2 separate regions of the Homo sapiens genome follow, and region 1 is linked to region 2. The links are chromatin loops, found by intact Hi-C in ENCODE. Cell type or tissue: endothelial cell of umbilical vein. All regions are shown on one strand. Region 1 overlaps MCC (MCC regulator of Wnt signaling pathway). Region 2 overlaps MCC (MCC regulator of Wnt signaling pathway).

Region 1 (4,000 bases), 140 kb before region 2:
CATCCATTGTGGAGATTCTCCCTCCATTGCCAACTGTGTAGAATAAGAGGTTTGCTTTTATTTAGGGAGTTGTCTGTTTCTTACACCTTTCTGCTGATTTGCATTGATGTTGACTAAGTTATATCCTCAGAGTTTATTCCTTTGGTTTATCCCCAAGAAATACTTTTGTTCTTGTTTTAACAACCAAATACCAGAGAATATGTTTAGTCTTATCAGTCATTCATACTGTGTATGAATAAAATGATAGATTTTTTACTTGAATCAGTTTTAATGAGGGAAACAGACAAGAGAGAGATTTTGAAGGAAAGAAGTAGGGTGAGGGAGGATTAGAGTTATGGAAGAAACCTAAGGAAGGGAGAGGGAGGTAGGGCTTATGAAAAGCACATTTTGTCTGTTTCACTTTTGTCTATGCCTGGTCTGATAAAGTTCATTTAGTATGACATAGATCAGCGTTTCCTAAATTGGGCCCAACAGACTACCATAGTTTTAAGAATGGTGAGCTGAGATCTCAGAGCTTAAATAGGTTATGTAGCCCAAAGGTGGAAACAACCAAAGAGCAACAAACATCTGAAGAATTCCTCTAAAATAAAAGATAGAGACCAAATCAATAGAAAAAGTAACTTAAAGGGAACAGAGACTCTGCAGAGAGAACACTCAAAAAATCTACCATTAATATACTCTGAAAAAGAGAAGAAAATGTTGTATCCATGAAAAAGAATGGGGTAAAAGAGGCATTTTTTAAACTCTGGAAAAATATATTTGTGATATTATAAAATATATATTTGGTCTTTGTCCTTATTTTCTGGCATACAACACTTCATATCCTTAAAATCTCCAAATGTGAGGTATTTTTATGTGCTAATGAGTTGACTGATGGTTGGCAGCCCCTAGGTAGCTTCAGGATGAGGCTGGTCACTGAAAAGACCAAGGCAGGATTATGGAGTTGGGACTTTAAGCCCCAGCCCCCAACCTCTGGGGAGGGAAGAGGGGCTCAAGGTTAAGTTGATCACCAATGGTCAGTGATAATCAATCATGCCTATGTAATGAAGTGTCCATTAAAAAAAAAAGGACTGGATTCAGAGAGTTTCTGGATAGCTGAACACAGGGCATGGAAGCTCTACGTCCCCTCCCACATGCCTTACCCATGCATCTCTTCATCTGTTTCCCTTACAATATCCTTTGTAATAAACTGGTAAACATGTTTCCCTGAGTTCTGTGAGCCACTCTAGCAAATTAATCAAATCCAAGGAAAAGATTGTGGGAACCCACTTTTATACCCAGTTGATTAGAAGTACAGGTAAAACAACCTGGAGCTTGTGGTTGGCATCTAAGGCAGGGTGGCAGGGTGGGCATCTTGAGGGACTGAACCCTCAGCCTGTGGGAGCTGATGCTCTCTCTAGGTAGATAGTATAAGAATTGAATTGAATTAGAGGACACTCAGTTAGCATCCACTGCAGAACTGATTCCTTGCTTGTTGGTGGGGAAACATCCCCACATATTTGGTCACAGAAATCTTCCATGTTGCTTGTTGTTGAGTGAAAGAATAGGAAAAAAAAAAACACTTTTTCTCCTATACGGAGAATATCATAATGATAAATTCAGTGGGAAAAAATAAGAAATAAAGATTAGAATATCTTCCAGAGAAAGGAGGGAAAAGACAAGGAAATAGAACATAGGAAAGAAAAGGTAAGAAAGTTAGAGTGCTGATGCAGGATGTTCACCGTTCAGATAATAGGCATTCTAGAAAGAGTAAACAAAGAAAACAAAGGGAAAAACATCATCAACAAAATAGTCTATGAAATTTTCCTTCAAAGAGAAGTATGTGTTTATTGATAAAAGTGCCTGGGAAGTATCCTAGCATAAAAGATAAACTCTGACCAATTATGAAATTTTATAACACTAGGGACAAAGAAAAGATTCTTCAAATTTTCAGAGAGGAAATCAAAACAGGACAAATTCAAAATATTCAGTATCAGAATAGCTTCAGACATCTCACAAATGCTGGATGTTAAGTGACCAACGCAAAATTGTGAAGAAAAATTATTTCCAACCTAGAATCCCTTACCAATCAAATTATTAATGAAATGTTAGAATAGAATATAAATATTTTCTGTATTTGGAAATGAGACTGAGTAGAGATGGGGCTTGGCTTCAGCTTACCCCTACTAGAGCATTCTTTCATGTATTCCCACTGATCATAAAACCCACACTACTACCTCACTGCTATAGTCCTTTTACTTAAATAATTCTAGGAACTGGCCTTAGGAGATAAGCAAGGTTGCAGTGTCCCCCCTCAGTAAGGAATGTTGGACAATTGATTTATAGTCTTGTTGCCACTGGCCAGACCACCAGGTGGCCCATTACTCAAGATAACTCTAATGACCAGATAATGCTGACCTATATGCCCTACCCCTCAGCCAGCATACCCTACCCTGATGTCATTTCCTTTGCTTAGTCTAATAAAAAAGCCCTACTGGCTCTTTTCAGAGTCAGTCAGGGGATTCTCTCTCTCGCTCTCTCTCTCTCTCTTTCTCTCTCTCTTCCCCCCCCCCACCCTCTGCCTTCCTTATGCCCAAGCATAAGTTTTAATGAAGGCTTGTCTGGGAAAATTCTTTTGGCCTCATGTCAATTTCTATTGCAATGAGAAATCAAGAACCTCTAGTCAGTAACAGAAACATGAAAGAGAATGAAAACAGATGAGAAGTGAAACATAATGGACATTGGAGCAAGTCCAGAAGAGTAGGTAAAAAAAGCTCCAGGAGAAAGCCTTCACACTAAATTTGATGGAATATATGTACATCTTAAATTATTGAGAAAAGACTTAGATAATTGGCTAAGAATTTGAGGCTGAACTCATGATGCTTAGAAAACTAAACAAATGAAAATACAAAAAAATTAGTCCCAAGGAAATAAAAAAATTGTTCAAGAAAAAAAACTCGGCTTATCTGTAAATATGTATTTTCATTATAATAATTTGCATATTCATTATTTACATAATGAATATTGATTTCCATATCAATTAACATGATTAAATATCAGAATATATTGTTCAGCTGAAAATAACTTTAAAAGCTGAAATAAAGCTAGGTACAGCAGCTCACACCTGTAATCCCAACACTTTGGGAGGTTGAGGAGTGAGGATCTTGAGCCCATGATTTCGAGACCAGTCTGGGCAACATAGGGAGACCCTGTATCTACAAAAAATTTTAAAAATTAGCCAGACATGGTGGTGCACAGCTGTGGTCCCAGCTACTTGGGAAGCTGGGGTGGTAGGATCACTTGAGCCCAGGAGGTCAAGACTGCAATGAGTATGATCGCACCACTGCACTCCAGCCTGGGTGATAGAGTAAGATCCTGTCTCAAAAAATAAGTAAATAAATAAATAATTTTAAAAAGCTGAAATAACTATATTTTTAACCTTCTCCTTTAAACATGCTGAATATCCAGCAAAAGAGTAAAGATGTATGAGTCTAAAATCTAAGTAAATGAGGAAACCTTGCACACCAAGCCACTCTTACTTATTGTCTGAACCTCATAAAAATTACATGACCTTATGGACTCTGGGAACAGAAGACAAATTTCAGCGTCTTCTCAGGTAGGAAATCAAATAAGACAAATCGTTTTTTAAAAAATCTAGAAGCCTAGAGGGCTATATATTCTGGCTTAGGTTGAACAGAAGTATTCTACCCATATATTACCCTCGAAATATTAAAAGGAAAATTGCCTTGGAGGTGATTAAAGCAGTTCTAAAAGAATATCCACAAATAATTCTCCAGAGAATATGGGCAATTCAGTTTCTACAATTACTTAGTATATAAAGAGACTACACACATGAGCAAGAATTAACATAAAAAAAAACCTACTAAGATTTCATTTATTGAAATTATCAAATTCAGAATATAATTACACTTACTGTGTCCAGAAAGAAAATCTAAGCTAGAAAAAAAGAAAACCAAAAAGACAAAGCAGATTCAAAAAAGGAACCAAATGAACATCTAGG
Region 2 (4,000 bases):
GCTCCTGCCTTTCCAGTTACATTCATCCCTTGTGAGTCATTGTTTTTGGTCCCATCCTGGCCCCTCAGTTCCATTCCATGGAATAGAATAAATTTATCCCAATAAAACTTTTTTTCCTCTCCAGAAAGGTTTCTTGTGTTAGCTTTCTGGGGTTGGGGGAAGAAAATGTTTGTTTGTTTGTTTGTTTAGAGACAGAGCCCAGGCTGGAGTATGGTGGCACAATTGTGGCTCACTGCAACCTTCGCCTTGCGGGTTCAAGCAATTCTCCAGCCTCAGCCCCCTGTGTAGCTGGAATTACAGGCACCTGCCACCGCACCTGGCTAATTTGTTTTGTATTTTTAATAGAGACAGGGTTTTGCCATGCTGGCCAGTCTGGTCTGGAACCCCTGGCCTCAAGTGATCCGCCTGCCTTGGCCTTCCAAAGTGCTGGGATTATAGTCATGAGCCACCACGCCTGGCCCAAGACGTTTCTTGTGTTACCTCTACCACCTGCCAGCTCTCTCACTTTAACCTTGGTTTTTTCATCGCTAAAGTCAAGACATCAGATGTAATCACCTAATATCCTTTCTGGTTCTGACATTCCATTGTTCTCACTGCTTCCTGGGATGCCTGTGAGCCTGTGTTTGTGACTATACAGCACATGTCAGTGAACCAGGAACAGAGGAGGTGCCTGGTATAGGTTTCCTGGGTAGTGATTCTTATCCTCTTACTGTAATTGTGTTAGAAGATCAAGGAGGTGAAGGACTCCATGGAGCATATATTCATGAAGTACTCTTTAAGTTCAGGCTGTATGAGGGTGTGAGTATTCAGAGGGAATGACTAGGAGAATGTCATCAGTGTCACCAGCTTTCAGTAAATTCCAGAAGGTAACTCGGGAGGCCCAGAGAAAGTTTAGTAAGAGTGAGGTGGGGAAAGTGGAAGGGTGGTTGAGAAGTTTTTGTTGAAGAAGAGAATCTTGACACTGAGCTCTTAGAGGTAGAGCAATTCTAAATGGTGGCAGAATTCAAGTGATGACTGCCTGGGTGGATTGGAACTGAGATCTTTAGGTTGGTGGCTGTCAGAATACGTTGAGGGTAATTTTAGAAGAAAATTCGTCAATAAAATTAGTTCAACAGAATATACAGGAAAACACATAAGTGTCATACGTGAAGTCAGATCGGAACTAGTGTTATGATGTTGACATCTTTGACTCTATGTAAGAATCTGGAAGTGCTCAGCTCAGAGGTTGTCACCAAGTAAAGCAATGTATATAAGGCTTTGGATGATAAATAAAGTATTACACAGACATGTCAGTCGCTTGGCTCTTCTGGATGTGGCCTCATTCTTCAGCTTCTTTTTATTTTTAACCGAGTATAAGATCAACTAGGAACAGGGTCACCACTCCTACATTTCTTATATCCTGTCTGGGTACCTCTCAGATCATGGTCCACATACCACCTTCTGTTCAATTTTCAGCCTGTCTGCCCTATGTAATTGATGATGTGGCAAATCTTTTCCTAAGGAGTCATTTTCGTATTCCCTGGTTGGATTGTTTTTGCGAACAGGAGTGTGAACTTAGACTTATCTTGTTGCATCTGTAAAAGATTTGAACTTAGTAGCAACCACACATGGCCATTATTTGTACTTCAGGAAAGTCCTTTTCCTGACCTTTCAGTTGAGGTTTTTCCTCTATTAACTCCTGCTTGAAGAGCTGTTGTTTGGATTAGTGGTGATACTTTTGGAATTTACACAGAGGAAAACATACAGTTGACCAAGTCTGGGAGCCTTTAAAGTCTTCTGATCTTCCCACAGTGCTGTTAAAAGATTCAGTGGTTATGCCACCATTAGAAAATGCTTAAGGACGAGGGCAGTTCCTGTGAGGAAAACAGGCGTTTTTGTTTCAGGCCCCTCCAATTCAGACTTTGAATAAAGAAAAATAGTTGGCATGCATTCACTATAAAAACTATATAACAATACTTGGCCAGAGGCAGTGGCTCACGCCTGTAATCCTAGCACTTTGGGAGGCCGAGACGGGCTGATCACTTGAGGCCAGGAGTTCCAGACCAGTCTGGCCAACATGGTGAAACCCCATCTCTACTAAAAACACAAAAATTAGCCGGATGTGGTCGCGCGTGCCTGATCCCAACTACTCGGAAGGCTGAGGCAGGAGAATCACTTGAACCTGGGAGGCGGAGGTTGCAGTGAGCCGAAATCACACCACTGCACTCCAGCCTGGGTGACAGAGTGAGTGAGTGAGACTCTGTCTCAAACAAAACAAAACAAAAACTATATAACAATACCTACTCCTCCAAGAATTGGTATGAGCATTCCTTGAGTTATTGTTTGTAAAAGATCTGAAATGGTGAGTCCCAGGAAGTGTTGCTGGTTGGTGTAGCAGCAGAGCAAGGAGTTTGTGATTCACATGGGGAAGGTCTAGGAGTCCTTGGCCTGCAAGCAGGGAGAAAATGCCAGTACGTGGAACAGAAGGTTTGTGGGGAGTGCCAGTTTTGGGCTAGATGTACTGAAAATGAAGTACTTATTTGTTGGTTAAATGTCAAATCTCTAGCCAGGTAACAGAAACAAACCTATGAACAAATGAGGCATCATTTTCTCTGCCCTTGTGCTCCTCTTGCCCTGACCAGTTTACCAGTTTCTGCCCTTCTTTGTAGATCGGTCATTCTGTGGTCTAGGCTAGGAACTTTGACTTCTCCCTCTCCCTTTCCCTTTATCGAATTACCATTTAATCCCTGCTTTAAAAAAAATTCTCAAGTAGCCTCTCTTCCTTTCCAGTCCCTACTTCCACTGCCTTAATATAGACTTGTTGGATCTCCTGCCCTGTCTTTGCCACCAGTCTTCCTGTTACAGGCTTGGCAGTATCACCAGAGTGATGTTATCTAATAGCAGTTTCAGAAATTCAAACGCATCCCCAGGGCCAGAATATGTTGAGACCTTGGAGAACTAGAAGAGCTCCAAGGGGAACAGGTACTTTTCAACTCTAGGGATCATGGATTTTGTATGGCTAGATGTTCTTAAGAGAAGGCAAAAACCCAACTTTGTTTGTGAAGTCCCAGAGTTTTAAACTTTGGTAATTAATTCAAGTATTTCACAAACAGAACATGCTTATGGGCCATCAGCAACTTCTGCTCTCATTGCCCTGCCCTAGGCACATGAGACGTTGCATGATAAATCTCCTGCCTGCCTCTCAGCCTCATCTTCTTGCACTCCCTGTATCACACTGGAAGCCGCCCTGACAGCTTCGTTTGCGTCCCATTTTTATACGTGTGTCACCGTCCCTGTCAATGAAGTCCTGGCTGCCTGGGATACACATTTTGACTTCCTCACAGTAGTCTGGCAAAGCTCACCTGCAGAAAAATATCTGAGCCCTAGGTGCTGAGTTGCAATGATGGGTGGAATAGTCCTTGCCTTCTTCGCCTTTGTAATCTCTGATTGGCTCAGGTATCATACCCACAGGAGAGCCTTCCTTGAAGACTCCTACATCCTACCCCAGGGTTGTGTGTTCTTTTTACCATATCTCCTTCCCCTGACAGTGCACTGGGTGCAGTGGTCCCCTTGAGGATAGGGGTTGTATCTTGGTCACTTTTGCATTCCCAGCTCCTAGCAGAGTGTTTGACACTGTATCATTGCCCCATAAGTCAAACAACAGAAATATGTGCCATTTCAAAATGTGATTTGAATATTCTCTTCGTTTCTCCCCCAGTGAGAATTAATCTCTTCTTCTTATACATTCCATTACAAATGTATTTTTATCCTGTTAATACATTTAATATCTGACAAATGAGTTGTAGTTGGCTTTGTGACTTTGGATATTACTAAAGATAGGACCTAGATTCACTGGTGAATTCATTTAAGAAAGAAATAATACCAACTCTACATAAATTCTTTCCAAAAAAATTGAAGTAGAGGGAATACTTAGGAACTTTATGAGGCCAAGATTACCTTAATGCCAAAATCAGAAAATGTATTACAATGAAAGAAAAGTACAGAGCAATACAATATCTTT

The links. Peaks named below come from ENCODE experiments on the same cell type or tissue, not always from the same donor. Only the 100,000 strongest peaks of a DNase experiment are listed, where the experiment ranks them.
Region 1: it touches region 2 in a loop (19-fold over the local background); 1 of 110 quality-filtered maps calls a loop at or near these places.

The regions. Positions count from the first base shown.
Region 1 is chr5:113,366,182-113,370,181 of GRCh38, reverse strand. All of the region lies in intron 2 of MCC (MCC regulator of Wnt signaling pathway), which reads left to right. Among named protein-coding and RNA genes, the nearest start is that of TSSK1B, 67 kb to the left of the region's middle. In endothelial cell of umbilical vein, no CTCF peak of the experiment used is centred here; a DNase peak (open chromatin) is centred at 2,361.
Region 2 is chr5:113,222,351-113,226,350 of GRCh38, reverse strand. The region is part of intron 3 of MCC (MCC regulator of Wnt signaling pathway); the gene reads left to right. Among named protein-coding and RNA genes, the nearest start is that of TSSK1B, 210 kb to the left of the region's middle. In endothelial cell of umbilical vein, no CTCF peak of the experiment used is centred here; a DNase peak (open chromatin) is centred at 1,670; H3K27ac peaks cover 1,070 bases.